Regions from separate parts of the Homo sapiens genome. Here region 1 is linked to region 2. The links are chromatin contacts, found by Hi-C or POLR2A ChIA-PET in ENCODE. All regions are on one chromosome and are shown on one strand. The core of a region is the stretch at or near the end of the contact, and the rest is flanking DNA. Distances in the headings are between cores, read along the strand shown. Region 1 overlaps PALM2AKAP2 (PALM2 and AKAP2 fusion). Region 2 overlaps ELP1 (elongator acetyltransferase complex subunit 1).

Evidence for each region. Hi-C counts contacts between places; a loop is a spot of excess contacts on that map. ChIA-PET counts read pairs that join two places held with the same protein, here RNA polymerase II (POLR2A). Pooled maps may share reads with other maps.
Region 1: a pooled map shows a loop between it and region 2 (4-fold over the local background). The contact joins two enhancer-like sites. A Hi-C loop is called at or near these places in 1 of 50 pooled maps. POLR2A ChIA-PET finds 5 or more read pairs at or near these places in 2 of 52 experiments (HepG2 and MCF 10A).

Annotation. Positions count from the first base shown.
Region 1 is chr9:110,127,870-110,135,232 of GRCh38, reverse strand. The region is part of intron 7 of PALM2AKAP2 (PALM2 and AKAP2 fusion); the gene reads right to left. Among named protein-coding and RNA genes, the nearest start is that of C9orf152, 77 kb to the left of the region's middle. RefSeq lists an enhancer at 2,963-3,806. Within about 2 kb of position 5,657, at least 2 of the 41 ENCODE cell types and tissues checked have a DNase peak (open chromatin) inside an H3K27ac peak, as active enhancers do.
Region 2 is chr9:108,880,363-108,887,641 of GRCh38, reverse strand. It overlaps ELP1 (elongator acetyltransferase complex subunit 1), which reads left to right. Exons shown (of 37, transcript NM_003640.5): 30 at 5,455-5,517; 31 at 5,877-5,937. Among named protein-coding and RNA genes, the nearest start is that of ACTL7A, 22 kb to the right of the region's middle. Within about 2 kb of position 1,626, at least 5 of the 41 ENCODE cell types and tissues checked have a DNase peak (open chromatin) inside an H3K27ac peak, as active enhancers do.

The sequences.
Region 1 (7,363 bases), core at 4,408-6,907, 1.2 Mb before region 2:
ACCTCCTGGGACTACCGGTGTGTGCCATCACCCCTGGCTGATTTATATATATATATATATTTATATATTTTTTTTTTTTTGTAGAGACAGAGTTCCTCCATGTCTCCCAGGCTGGTCTTGAACTCCTGTACTCAAGTAATCTGCCCGCCTCAGCCTCCCGAAGTGCTGGGATTACAGACATGAGCCACCACACCCAACCCATCCATCTTATTTTTCTACCAGTTATCTAGCCTATGTAATTTTGTTATTTGGCATTAGAAACATTAATTTTCAAATTATAAGATGATTTTCTTTTTCATATCAAAGGACTCTGGCTTATCTCAAAGAATTCCAGTAAAGTATAAACTTAATTTGAGTTACCATCAAGGACCTTACAACACCTAGGTTGGCTTTGTTTCCCTGTCTCAAGTTTATAATGTGCCTGGTATTATTGACATAGGACAATGCAAAATTGCAAGAGAGTGTAATTTTCATTTATCTAAGGTTTCAACAATTTTAAATGCTTAGAATATTAAAACACCACCTTAGGACGATTCTCAGGAAATTAATTTCAAAATCCTTCCCAAAAAAGTGGATAATTATGGATTTGTTCTTGAGACCTAAGAAAACACTGGAGTTCATCGTAAGTGCTCTACACTGCTGTCAGAATGTTGAAAAACTCTCTGAGTTATCCATGAACTGGGGGGTTTCCTTCACTCTTCACTTTCCACATTTCCTTTCAGACTTAAATTATTCAAGTAATGTATATGTCTTCTCCATTAACAGGCACAAATAATGAGTGTTCCTCTTTTGTCAACATCTTCCATTCTCTGATTTTCTTCCAGTCTAGGTCTGGTCTTTGTTAAGGAGTGATACTTAACACAATTAATATTTATAATTGCTAATATCTTTATTTTTTATTTTTGACCATCATTAAATAGTAGTTTTTGCCACCACCTTCCTTTTTTTTTTTAAGAGACAGGCTCTTGCTCTGTTGCCCAGGCTGGAGCACAGTGATGTGATCATAGCTCACTGCAACCTTGAACTCCTGAGCTCATGGGATCCTCCTGCCTCAGTCTCCCTTAGGACTACAGGTGGGCATTACCATGCCTGGCTAATTTTTAAAATTTTTTGTAGAGATAGAGTCTCGCTATGTTGCCCAGGCTGGTCTCAAACTCCTGGACTCAAGCAGTCCAGCCTTGGCCTCCCAGAGTGCTGGGATTACAGGCATGAGCCACCCTGCATGGCCAGCCCTTTTAAAACTATTAACTAAACTTTTTGTTGGATGAGACATTGTCAGTAACTTCTACTCATATATCATTAAGCATTACACAAAATTTGAATGCTGAAACTTACTGGCTGCCATTCAATTTCAAGTAAACCTAGGCCAAAATTAGCCCACTCCATGGAAAATTATTATTGAAATAAGAAGACAAACAAAGAGAGATTCACGGTACTGCTAAGATGAGTCAGATTACCTATGGCACCCTCACCCCTGGCTTCTTTTGGCCAATGACTCACTGCTAATATTCTGCATGGGAACAACAGAGCTCTCCTTCTATCCTTTTTGGCTTGGGGGCCGGGGTGGGCGGAGGGTAGTGGGAAATCAGTAGGAAGCTGGTAGGACTGAAATATGGTTAGAAAACACTGCTCTCCTGAAACACAAGATGCTTTAGAATACCTGAGGAGAGGAAGAAGGGCAACGTAATAGTAAAGGAAACTAAAAGGCAAATAATTAGTTCTATAGTTTAATTAATTAATCCGTTCATTAAACATGAGGGGAGGTTATTCTGCAGGGTCATAATGAAATTAGCAGCAACAATAAGCTCCAGAAGACAACACCCTTTAAAAAAAAAATGAGTTCTCTGTACTTCCAAGAAAGCCCTAAGTCTATATTAGAGTTTTCTTAGTCTGAATCAGGCAAGTGAAGAAATTGCTTCTCTTTGTCTCTTGTTGCTAATCACAGAGGAAGGAGTGATGGGGCTTATCTCCAAAGCCATTTCCCAAGAACACTTTTCCGCTCCTCACATCAGCATTATCCCTTTCTGTTGAATGTTTCACACTTCAAGTGCTCGATGATGAATGAGCAGATGACTTTCCACGTTTTCTTTTTAGGATTCAAAAATTGTATCAGCTCTTTCCAAGGCACCCTTTTTGAACTAGAAATAGTTGTTTTGGTACCAAATATTTAAAATCTAAGACAACAATTTGACAATATACTTTTGCAATTGTTTGAAAAAAAATACAAAACTGCCATTATCTTTGAATCAGAAATTATTTTACAAGTAGTTATGTCTTCTGTGATCGGTCAAACTGAGATTTTAAAATATGCTAGTTAGTTGGCAGGGTGCAATAATAGCTCATGCCTGTAATCCCAGCACTTTGAGAGGCCAAGGTGGGTGGATCACTTGAGGTCAGGAGTTTGAGAACAGCCTGATCAACATGGTGAAACCTCCTCTCCACTAAACATACAAAAGTTAGCCAGGCATGGTGGTTGGTGTACACCTGTAATCCCAGCTACTTGGCATGAGAATCGCTTCAACCTGGAGAGCGGAGGTTGCTGTGAGCCAAGATAGTGCCACTGCATTCCAGTCTGGGTGAGGAAGTGAGACTGTCTCAAAAAAGGCTGGGTGTGGTGGCTCACGCCTGTAATCCCAACATTTTGGGAGGCCAATGTGGGTGGATCACTTGAGGTCAGGAGTTTGAGACCAGCCTGACCAACATGGTGAAACCCTGTCTCCACTAAAAATACAAAAGTTGGCCAGGCATGGTGGTGTACACCTGTAATCCTAGCTATTTGGCAAGAGAATCTCTTGAACCCGGAGAGCAGAAGTTGGAGCATTCCAGCCTGGGTGAGGAAGTGAGGCTTGGTATCAAAAAGAAAAAAAAAAAAGAAGCCCGCACGGTGGCTCACCCCTGTAATCCCAGCACTTTGGGAGGCTAAGGCAGGCAGATCACCTGAGGTGAGGTCAGGAGTTCGACACCAGCCTGGCCAACATGGTGAAACCCCATCTCTACTGAAAATACAAAAAATTAGCCAGGCGTGGTGGCAGGTGCCTCTGTAATCCCAGCTGCTTGAGAGGCCGAGGCAGGAGAATTGCTTGAACCTGGGAGGAGGAAGTTGCAGTGAGCCGAGATCATGCCACGGCACTCCAGCCTGGTCAATAAGAGTGAAACTCCATCACACACACACACACACACACACACACACACACACACACGCTAGTTACTTGTTAAAAGTCAAAGTTTGGGGGTTCCAGTGTAATTTGGGATGATTCCTTTCCGATACATTTTTTTAAACCTCTAGACACTGGAGGGTGTAAACAGGAAAGAGGCCCTCCTTCTTGTGAGCTATATGGCATCCAGTCCCCCTTTCCCCATAAATTCAGAAAATTCTTCATGACACTCAATTCCATCTACTCAGGAAGCAGCAGGTTTAACCTCTAATTGGCATGGAAGTATTTAAAGAGATAAACAACTCTGAATTACTGATTCACAATCATGCACCAGAGGTCCTGAGGTTTTGTAAAGTTAGACAACAATGATAACAAAAGAGCGAATTCCTGAGTTCCACTGTCAGCAGTAAGAATTTGCCTTCATGCATGATGGCCTGATAGAATCAAAGCCACTGGCAACTACACCAGGTAAATGGAAATGGGCTGGAAATCTAACCTATCCGGATTAGGCAGGAATCTGGGCTTGGTATCATCAGATGATGTCTTGTTTAAACCAACAAATGCTTATTGCTCTCTTTGAAGATAAGAAGGTCCAGAATTTTCTCCATGCTTCAAATTAGGCGAACGTGATTCCAGATTCAGATAAGATGCACATTCATTCAATCACCAGGAAAGTCCTTTTTGAAATGAACTATGCCCCAATGCAAAAACAGGAGGATATGAAAGAATCATCAAACTGGGTTTTCTAAGGTCAGAGAAAAACTAAGGTGCAAAGGGGCTGTGGGAGCTTTTTAGATCGGCCCAGTTCACCCTCCAGGTAGAGCCCTAATACCACGACACAGAAACCTGCCCTTCCCACTAAATTCTAGAATAGTTAACAGCTGGTTAGGATGCCTACCATTTACTTTCACATACTTGATCGGGGCAATTTAATACAGCTGTGTGCTTCTGGAATTAGTTTAAATTACATTCCAGGGTCTGACAACCATCCTAAATGGGAATATAAACTCAAGGGATGGTCATCTAGGATCCAATGAGAGATCCCACGCCCCACAGGTGGCTTCCTCCAGTACTTAGCTCCCTTTAACTCCCAAGAACCCCTGAAGCTTTGCTAATTGGCATAATTAAGGTGAGAAATAGGTTTTCATTAGTGAAATTAGTGGCCTGTCAATTAGCATAATGAATGTTAGAAATCCGTGAAATTGGTGGTGTTCAAATTTGTGGATTAGAGATCTTCCTCACCCTTTCATAAAGGGGATATGCCAATAGAGCGAACCCTTTGGTTTATACACCCTTAGGGATGGTGTTTGAGGTTTGAAAACTAAACGATCTTGTTTCTAGCCTTTGGCTCAGGGGACTTCGGTTGCTTACCACCCACTAAAATGGTAACAGAATCCTGTCTTCATAAAGTTGCCACATCTGTCTTCAGGCAAGGTGGGGTTGGAGCATCTAGAAATTTAGGGAGCTGAGATTTCCTCATAGCATTTTTTATAAATGTTTATTCAACTCAAGTCTGTATGAGTGCCAGAATTTGGTCCCAGAGACCTGTGTTTAACATAACCTGGTAGCCAGGCTGCAACTAAAGTCGCCTTTATTTACCAAAAAGTGTTTAATAGTTTTGCAAAGCAAATTAGCGTGGCTTAATTTACAACACAGGTGCCTATGTCTCCACCTAAAGAATGCAGGAAATGTGGTAATTCAGAGTTTAGCGTCCAAAGACCAGAGTCTGGGGTCATTTCTTGGCTCTACCTATAAAAGTCCTACCAGACTTTTTGTAATTATGGAATTCTGCTGAGAACAGAACTCCTTCATAAGCAGGACTAATAATATCTCCCAAATCTGTTTTGAGAATTAAGTTAGAAAATGTACTTAAAAGTACTATGTAAACTGTAAAACGGTTAATGCAAATGTTCACTATTATTAAGCCATTTTACACTGAGGTTTAAATGACAGGTATTATATTCTTTCTGGCAGCAGACTGATTTTCTTTTGGGAAAAGAGCAGGAGATTTTTAGAAGAAAAGAAATCAAGAAGAAAAGATGAAAGAAAAAAGGCCCGGGAAAGACTCAAAGTCAGAATCTATGGCAGCTCTAATCTCCCTAATCTTTCCCCAACCCCAGATCCTTACATGTGAATTTTAGTTGAAGCTGAACACGACTAGGAAGATACAGTTGTGCTGCAACAGAGGGAGTAATTTCACAAAATGTCCTTAAAAGTTAAGTCCTGAAATGCAGTAAGTAGAATGAGCAGTCAAGAACCACCCAGACCTGGGGCTCCAGTCACATGGGAAGCAGAGGAGGGGTCACACATTGGTTAAAACAGAACCTGGTCCATCTCCACAACTCAACTAGCCAAGTAAATGTACAAGTGAATGAGACAGCCCTGACAAGCCTGTCCTGTGGGCATGCTGTAAGTGTGGCATCCCCATTTTCTGGTTGACACATGTCTAATAGCTTATCATTTCACAGTACATGCACATACATATGTCAGCTGATGCTTGAAAAATGGCCCTCTGTTAAGTGGGAAAGGCATGAATTTTATTTCAGTCTTAAAACTTCAGAATAAGAGGTATAGAGAAATAGAGGGACGTTTCCCAAGATCACCTGCCTAGTAAGTGCCCTAGCCAGGATTTGAAGGTGGGTTCTTCTCATTCTATCCTGATACATCAAAATGGAGTCTCAATATTAGGAGGCTTTTAAAATGACATGGGAAATGGTAAGAAGAGTGGATGGATCAAAACAGAGTTAGCTTGGCTTTTTGGTTGATCTTTTGCTTGCTTGAATCTCTACAGATGATGTGAGACTCACAATTTAGCTTTAAAAGTCGATGATCCCTTTACCTTCTTTATTCAGTCTTGGTCAGAAATAGATGAACTCCCTGGAGAGTTAACTCTCTGGAGACGTATCTGTTGCTCTACGTGTCAGCTAGAAATGTGACTTCTTGCACGGTCTGGGGATTTCACCCTCTGGGCTGGTCTCTGAAGGGGTTCTGTTTCCTCTGGCCACTTGCCAGAGGTAAAATATTAAGATCCCATGTCCATGTCATTATGATGGACACTGTGGGAAAAGGCTGCAACTCTTCACCAACACCACAAGTGAGATTCTAGAAGCCTGTTTACATTTGCACAGAAAACACAACAGCAGGGCCCTGATCCCTGCCCCACTGGGCATAGACACCCATGTGTTCTTTCTGCCCAGGGTACCTAGGCCTACAGCTAGGCATGTCATGGACAGAAATAACTTTAAGGAAGTGCATTTTCCTTAGCAGGTCTGCCTGAGCCCAGGCGGAGAGCAGAAAGGTGTCCTTCACCACAAGGACAATGTTCACTGTGTTCACAGCCTCCCCTCTGCCCCACCATCCTCAGGCTGTTAAAGCTCGACAGTGTGCCTAACCCATCTCGACCTCCTAGGCTCCTAGCCTAAATGCACAGTGTGAACCAAATTACTCAAACATCAGGCTGTACAACCAGGTTTCTCTGCTTTGAATAACCCAGATTACTTCCTACTAAAGCCATGACATTTAAATTAGAAATGCTTTTCTCCAGATAATAGGTGACCCGATCCTTTAATCCAGTTATTTATAAGTTCCACCAAAAATATAAACTCACTCTTGGCCTAGGAACAGAGGCATGGCTATAAAACAAAACTTCCTCATAGCTGTGAAATCAGAGAGTATCTCCGTTTTCCCTTCTCATCCTGCCTCTCTTTTGTAAGTCACGTTTTCAGTGCGCAGGACGCAATGACAATCATGATGAAGAACTGGTTCCACGAGCTATGTGTGGCTATCTTTAGAGAGGTTCTTCCTAAATTTTTAACTTTCTGGCTAAGTCAGGATGTCTCCAGCATGAAGGCAAATGCAGAAGGGGTGAGGGTGGGATGGAAGGAAGTGCACCTGGCTGGTGGATGATGCCCAGAAACCTAAAAGATGCCCACATCAGCTGAACCTCATCAGCTTTGGACAAACCAGGCAAAGCTGCAGTCAGGAGGTCTGGGGGAGGCTAACTCCCCAAACCGAGGGAACCCGAAGCATAAGGAAGGGAACAGAAGTTGAACAGGTCAACACTACCTTGGATCCATAAGCATATCCTGGGACCCTGCAGAGCTATATGCTCTCAGCCTGGGCCGTGCGAGGTCCTCAGAGCTCCAAGGTGATCCGCCATCCCCAGCAAGACGCTCACAGACTTGGAGGGAGTGAGTACCAGTTCCCAT
Region 2 (7,279 bases), core at 377-2,876:
CTGCAATTAAGGTATTGGCCAGGGCTAGAGTCATCTCAAGGCTTGACTAGTTTTTAATTTCATTTTCTAATGTTTTATTACTAGTATATAGAAATATAGCTGAAGTGTTTTGCAGGGAGGCTGTATAATTGACCTTGTATCCTGCAACCTTGCTAAACTCATTTATTAGTTCTAGAAGCTCTTGGGTGTATTCTCTAGGATTTTCTACATCAACAAACATGGTTTCTATAAATATAGTTTTATGTCTTTCTTACAATCAATACTTTTTTCTATCTGTATTGCATTTTCTAGGGCTTCCAGTGTGGTGTTGAATAGAAGTGTTAAGAGTGAACATCCTTGCCTTTTTCCTGATATTGGAGAAAATTCACTTGTCTTTTAGCATTAAGTGTCATGTTTGCTTTTTTAAAATTTTATTCTATATTATTTTATTTTTGAGACAGAGTCTTGCTCTGTCACCCAGGCTGGAGTGCAGTGGTGTGATCTCAGCTCACTACAACCTTGACCTCCTAGGCTCAAGCGATCCTCCCACCTCAGCCTCCTGAGTAGCTGGGACTGCAGGAACATGCCACCATGCCTGGCTAATTTTTGTATTTTTTGTAGGGATGGGGTTTTGCCATGTTGCCCAGGCTGGTCTTGAACTGTTGGATTCAAGCAATTCGCCTGTCTCAGCCTCCCAAAGTGCTGGGATTACAGGCATGAGCCTCCGTGCCTGGCCTGATATTTGCTTTTTTTTTTTTTTTTAATGCTCTCTATTGCAGAGTTGGCAAACTACAACCTGTGACAAATCCAGCATGCCACCTGTTTTTGTAAATAAAGCTTTATTGGAGCATAGCCATGCTCATTAGTTTACATCTTGTGTATGGCTGCTTTAACACTACAGCAGCAGAGTTAGAGTTGTGACACAGATAGTTTGGCCCATAAGGCCTATATTTACTGTCTAATCTTTTACAGGAAAAATTTGCCAATTCCTGCCCTCTTGGTTTGAGGAAATTCCCTTCTGTTCCTTGTTCTGAGAGTTTGTATCATGAATGGGTGTTAAATTTTGTCAAATGCATTTTCAACTATGAAGGGTTTTGTTTTTAGACGAGTGATATGGGGGACTAGGTGATTGATTTTCTACTGTTAAACCAACCTTGCATCTCTGGGTTCAACCCCACTTGGTATTATAGATTTATTACCCTTTTTCTCTTGTGGCAGATTAGATCTACTAAAATTTTCTTGAGGATTTTTGTGTTTGTGTTCATGAGGGATATTGTAGTTTTTTCGTGTCTTTGCCATGTTTTGGGTATCAGGATAATGCTGCTGTCATTGAGGGGTGACAAAAATGAGGGGTGGTGTCCTTTACACTTCTGTTTTCTGGAGGATTTCATGTAGAATTGGTATGAGAGTCTAGCTTATGGTTAAAAACCTATGTGTGATGTTTCAGACCTGACCATAAACAATTACAGACTTTACCTAGGAGGCCACATGGGGAAAAGCTGCCCTCCCTACACCAGACTTGGCGTACTGCCAATGCATTACAGTTTCTAAAGGGAGTTGCAGTCAAGGACTCAGGGCCCCCTGTTAGTCATGCTCTTGTAACAGTATTTGCATTGAGAGTCCTGGCACTTTCATTCTTAGGTCTCTCTATCTGAGGCCATGGGCCAAGGTCTTCTTCAGGCACCTCTGCCAAGGCCTGTTTATGCAAGAAGGAGTGGAAAAACCTTGACATTTTTTTCCACTGTGACTCACTACCCAGTACTTTTCCACCCTTAGCCCCCTTCCTTTGCACCCATACCCCCAAGATCCATCAAACTGCTAAAGCCTTTTTTTCCAAGCTCCTTCAACAGTGAACCAACCCTCATGTCTGTGTGGATCCAGCTGACTCTTGACTAGTGAGTTGTTCCTTGGGAAAAAATGGAACAGAGAGAGTTGGTGCTTTCCCTGGTTTTAGCCTCTTGCTTATACCAATGCAATGCCTGAAGGCTTAATTCATTTTTGACTTGTTGCTTTGATCAGCTACTCCAACACCTGACAGCTCAGCTCTTTCTCCCAGCTCTTGGGAGATATTTTTTTCTTTAAATGTTTAGTAGAATATACCAGTAAGGCCATCTCGGCCAGGAGTTTTCTTTAATGAAAGCTTTTCCACTATTAGTTCAGTTACTTTAGTAGACATTAGCCTATTCAAGTTTATCTGTGTCTTCTGGAATGAGCATTGGTAGTTTATGTCTTTCAAGTAATTTGTTCATTTCATCTAAATTGTCAGATTTATTGGTATGAAGTGTTTATAGTATTCTCTTATTTTACTGTCCGTAGGGTCTATGGTGATGTCCTGTCTTTCATTCTAGATATTGATGTGTCTTCTTTTTTCTGATTATTCTGGCCAGAGGTTTATCAATTTTATTGATCTTATTAAAGAATGAACTGTTTCATTGTTTTTCTCTATGATTTTTCTGTATTCTATATCATTCTTTTTTTATTATTTTATTATTTTATTTGCTCTTTATTTTTCTAGTTTCTTAAGGTGATGGCTTACTTTTATTTTTTTCTTATTTTTTTCTTTTGTTGTTGTTGTTTTTTTAAAGAAACAGGGTCCCACTCTTGCTCAGGCTGGAGTGCAGTGGCACGATCATGGTTCACTGCAGTCTCAAACTCCTACATTCAAGCTGTCCTCCCCCCTCAGCCTCCAGAGTAGTTGGGATTACAGGTGCATGCCACCATGCCTGGCTAATTTTTAATTTTTTTTGTAGAGATGGGGTGTTACTAGTTGCCCACGCTGGTCTGAAACTCCTGGCCTCAAGTGATCCCTCCACCTCTGCCTCCCAAAGTGCTGGGATTCCATGTGTAAGCCACTGTGCCTGACCAAGGTGATGGCTTAAAGCTATTGATTTGAGATGATTCCTTACTTTATAGTTTAAGCATATAATGCCATAATTTTCCTCAAGCACCGTTTTAGTTATGTTATACAAATTTTGAAATGTTTTGTTTTCATTTCCTAATTTCCCTTGTGATTTCTTTATTGAACCTTGGCTTATTTAGAAGTATGTTTAACTTGCAGATATTGGAGATTTGCCAGCCATCTTTTTGTTATTAATTTCTACTTTAATTTTGTTGTGATTAGAGAACATACATTTTATTAATTTAAATTTATAATTTATTTTAATTTATAATATGGTCTGTTTTACAGAATGTTGTGTGTGTATTTGAAAATAATATGAAAGCTACTATTATTGGATGGAGTGTTCTATAAATGTCAGTTAGATTAGGTTGATCATGCTGTTCTAGCTTTTTATATCCTTATTGATTTCCTCACTACTTGCTCTATCAATGACTGGGAAAGTGTTGAAGTCTCCCAGTATTTGTCTATTTCTCCTTTGATTCTACCAGTGTTTGCTTAATGTATTTTGAAGCTCTGTTATAGGTGCATACATGTTTATGAGTATGTTATAGATGTATTCATTTTGATATCCTTCTTTCTCTGTTACTATTCCTAATTCTGAATTTGACTTTAATGTTATTAATATAATTCTTCCAGCTTTCTCTTGGTTAGTCTTTTCATTGCATATCTTTTTCTATCCTTTTACTTTTAATCTAGCTGAATGTAGTCTTTATTTTGAAAGTGCGTTCCTTGTTGATAGCATTATTGGTTCTTTTTTTTTTTTAAATCTAATTTGACAATCTCTGTCTTTTAATTGGAGGGTTTAGACATTTGCATTGAATGTGATTACCAATATAGTTAGATTTAAACCTACAGTCTTGCTGTTTGCTTTTTGTTTGTTTCATTGATCCTTTGTTTCTTGTTTTTTTCTTTTTTTGCTTTCCTTTGGATTTAGTATTTTTCATAATTCCATTTTACCTCCACTGTTGGCTTATTAGCTATACTTCTTCATTTCAGTATTTTAGTGGTTGCTGTAGGATTTATAATAAATATCATTAACTGACCATATCTTCAGATAATCGTATACTACTTCATATATAGTGTAAAAACCTTACAAGAGTATTCACTCCATAATACTTTGTTATTGCTTTTGCTTTAAGTGATCAATGATTGTTTAAGGAAATTTTTTAATGACCTTTCATGTTTATTCTTTTTTTTTTTTTCCAAAAGATTCAGTATTTTCCGAGTTTTCAAAAACTGCTGGCCACTCAAAGTGGATCAACAAAAATTTAAGAGCTAAAACTGTAAAACTCTTGAAGGCTGGGCACAGAGGTTCATGCCTGTGATTCCAGCACTTTGAGAAGCTGAGGTGGGACAATCACTTGAGCCCAGGGGTTTGAGACCAGCCTGGGTAACATAGAAAGACCTTGTTTCTACAAAAAATAAAAACACAATTAGCCAGGCATGGCGGTGTGCACCTGTAGTCCCAACTTCTTGGGAGGCCAAGGTGGCAGGATTTCCTGAGCCTGTAAGTTTGAGACTGCAGTGAGCTGAGTTCACGCCACTGCACTTCAGCCTGGACAACAGAACAAGACCCTGTCTCAAAACCAGAACGAAACTATAAAACTCTTAGAAGAAAACAGGGCTAAATCTTCATGACTTTGGATTTGGCAATGGATGGTTAGAATTAATACCAAAAACACAATCAATAAATTGATAAATTGGATTTAATAAAAATTAAGAACTTTTGTGTATCAAGGACATTGTCAAGAATGTGAAAAGACAGCATATAGAATGGAAGAAGATATTTGCAAATCCTATATCTGATAAAGGTTTAATATCCAGAATATGTAAGGAACTCCTGCAGCTCAACAACAGAAAGCCAGTTAAATCAATTTTGAAATGAGCAAACGCCTGTAAACCCAGCTGCTTGGCAGATTGAGACAGGAGGATTGCTTGAGGCTAGGAGTTCAAGACCAACCTGGACAACATAGTGAGACCCTGTCTAAAAACATTTTTTTAATTAGCTGGGTGTGGTGGCATATTCCTGTAGTCCCAGCTACATGGGAGACCGAGGCAGGAGGATCACTTGGGGCCAGGCAGTCAAGGCTGCCGTGAGCTGTGATTATGCCACTGCATCCCAGCCTGGGCGACAGAGTGAGACCCTGTCTGAGAAAAAAAAAAAAAAAAGAACAAAAAAAAATTTAGAAGATTGCTATTCTAGTCTACTATTTTTTCAAAGGGTGGTCTTGTTAACAATTCTGGAGCCCACCTAAACCTGCTAAATCAAACTTGGTAGTAAAGCTGGGGAGATGGGCATGTCTAACAGACGTTTCTGGTGGTTTTGATGTCCAGGCGTGCAGAGAGATGATGCTTACCTTGTGTTTTGTCATTATTTTCAGGATTTACACCCCTTCCTTGTCTTTTGTATCAATATTTATGGAGTCATGAACTCTAGGATAGGCATGATGTTGAGAACTAGGAGTTCTCCCCTGGCCAGGGAGATAGAGGCAGGTCTGTGGTTAGTTTTGTAGTTGGCTGTGATGACATCTGACATGCTCTCTTCACTTGTTGTCTTCTTCCTGTTCCCTTGTCAGGATTATGAAGAAGCTGTGCTCTTGCTGTTAGAAGGAGCTGCCTGGGAAGAAGCTTTGAGGCTGGTAAGAATCTTGTAAATCCTCTGGATGTTGGGTGCTAAGCAGAGAGAGCAAGCAAGGGATTCCAGGTCAGTTGGAATCTCTTGTCTTCTGAGGTTCATGAAATAAGTAGAAATAGGTCAGGTTCCTGGCTTAAGGAAAAGCGGTGTTTTTAAAATCATTTTTATCATTCTTGATAATAATTTGAAATATTACTGTCTTTTACTGAAATGAATTGAATTTCCTTGGCTGCCTTGTAGGAGGCCTGTTTTTCAGGAAAATATTCTGATTACCTCTGAAAGTAATCCATGTCTTTCTAAGTATCTTAACTCTCCAGTGACTAGAAGTTTTCCTTCCTAAAATTATTGTGTTTTTCCTTCTAGGTATACAAATATAACAGACTGGATATTATAGAAACCAACGTAAAGCCTTCCATTTTAGAAGGTGAGGGTTCCATTTTAGATAGAATTCCTCATTTGGAAGAAGGTGAGGAGAGAGAGATGAGAGAGTCTCCTCCTATTTACTGTGTTTTCTTAATAATATGTCATGTAGACTCAATCAAAATTACCACCTGGATATAATATTTAATTCTCACTAGAATTTTTAAATATGCTGAACTATTAAATGGTAACAAAATATTTAAATGTTAGAAACCTGTGATCAAATATGATTAAGAATCTTTGTATTTGGAAATAGTAAACTTGAATATGAACTATATTAGATAATAATATAACACTGATAAATTTCTGGCATTTAATAATCATGTTGTGGTTATATAAGATAATATCCTATTATTCTCAAGAGATAAATGCTGAAATATTTAGGAATGAAGGATCATATCTCTGCCTTACTCTTAAAAGGTTCCACAAAAGTATTAATGAATGTGTGTATGCATGCAGAGAAACAGGAAGCAAAAAAATGTCAAAATGTTAGTAATTGGTAAATCAAAGTAAAGGGTATATGTGTGTTCATTGAACTCTTACAACTTTTATGTAGGTTTCAACGTTTCAAAGTATTTTTTAAAAGTTACCTTTTCAAATGAAGTTTGTGGTTCTTAGAGAACATATGAATATTACCAGTTCTAGAATACTCAGATGGTCACTGTGACCTCTTAAAAGCAAAGTGGAGAAGGACATCAGTTTGACTTATAGAAACCTTAGGGAGTGGTTGATTTTAAGTTCTGCATTTTTATGCACATCTACCCTGTAAGTAACGTCTGGCCTTTCTGACATTTACATGTATGCACATTCTTACCTTGTCTGCACCCCCTTCCTCCATCCTAATTAAAACGTTGCTGGGGTACTTTTTATGTCATTCACTTTAGGTACCTCTAACTGGGTACTGAAAACATCATTCCTCATCTATAATAATCTAACCAGCTCTTACTTAGATTTTCACCACTAATGAGAACCTTTCTTAGATAAATGCCGATAATTCATCTACATAGGCCCAAAACCTATTAATAAAATGCATCCTTGGATAGTAGTATTTTGCTTTTTTAAAATGTATTCTACTAGTGTTATTTTTCTCTTGTGTATTTTTCCATTGGACAATATTTATTAGATACATTTTTTCCACATCCATGGGCATTTTGATGGATGTTTAGCCAGAAACATTTAGGTAATTTTCTTCTTATTTTTGTTAACTGAGCTCCCCTCCCCTACCCCCCCTTTTTTTGTTTGTTTGTTTTGTTTGTTTGTTTGTTTTGCCAATCCTCCCTTGCTTTAGGTATCAAGTCTTCGTTCAGGTGATTTTACAAGTTCAGTGGTAGCGCATATTCTGGGAT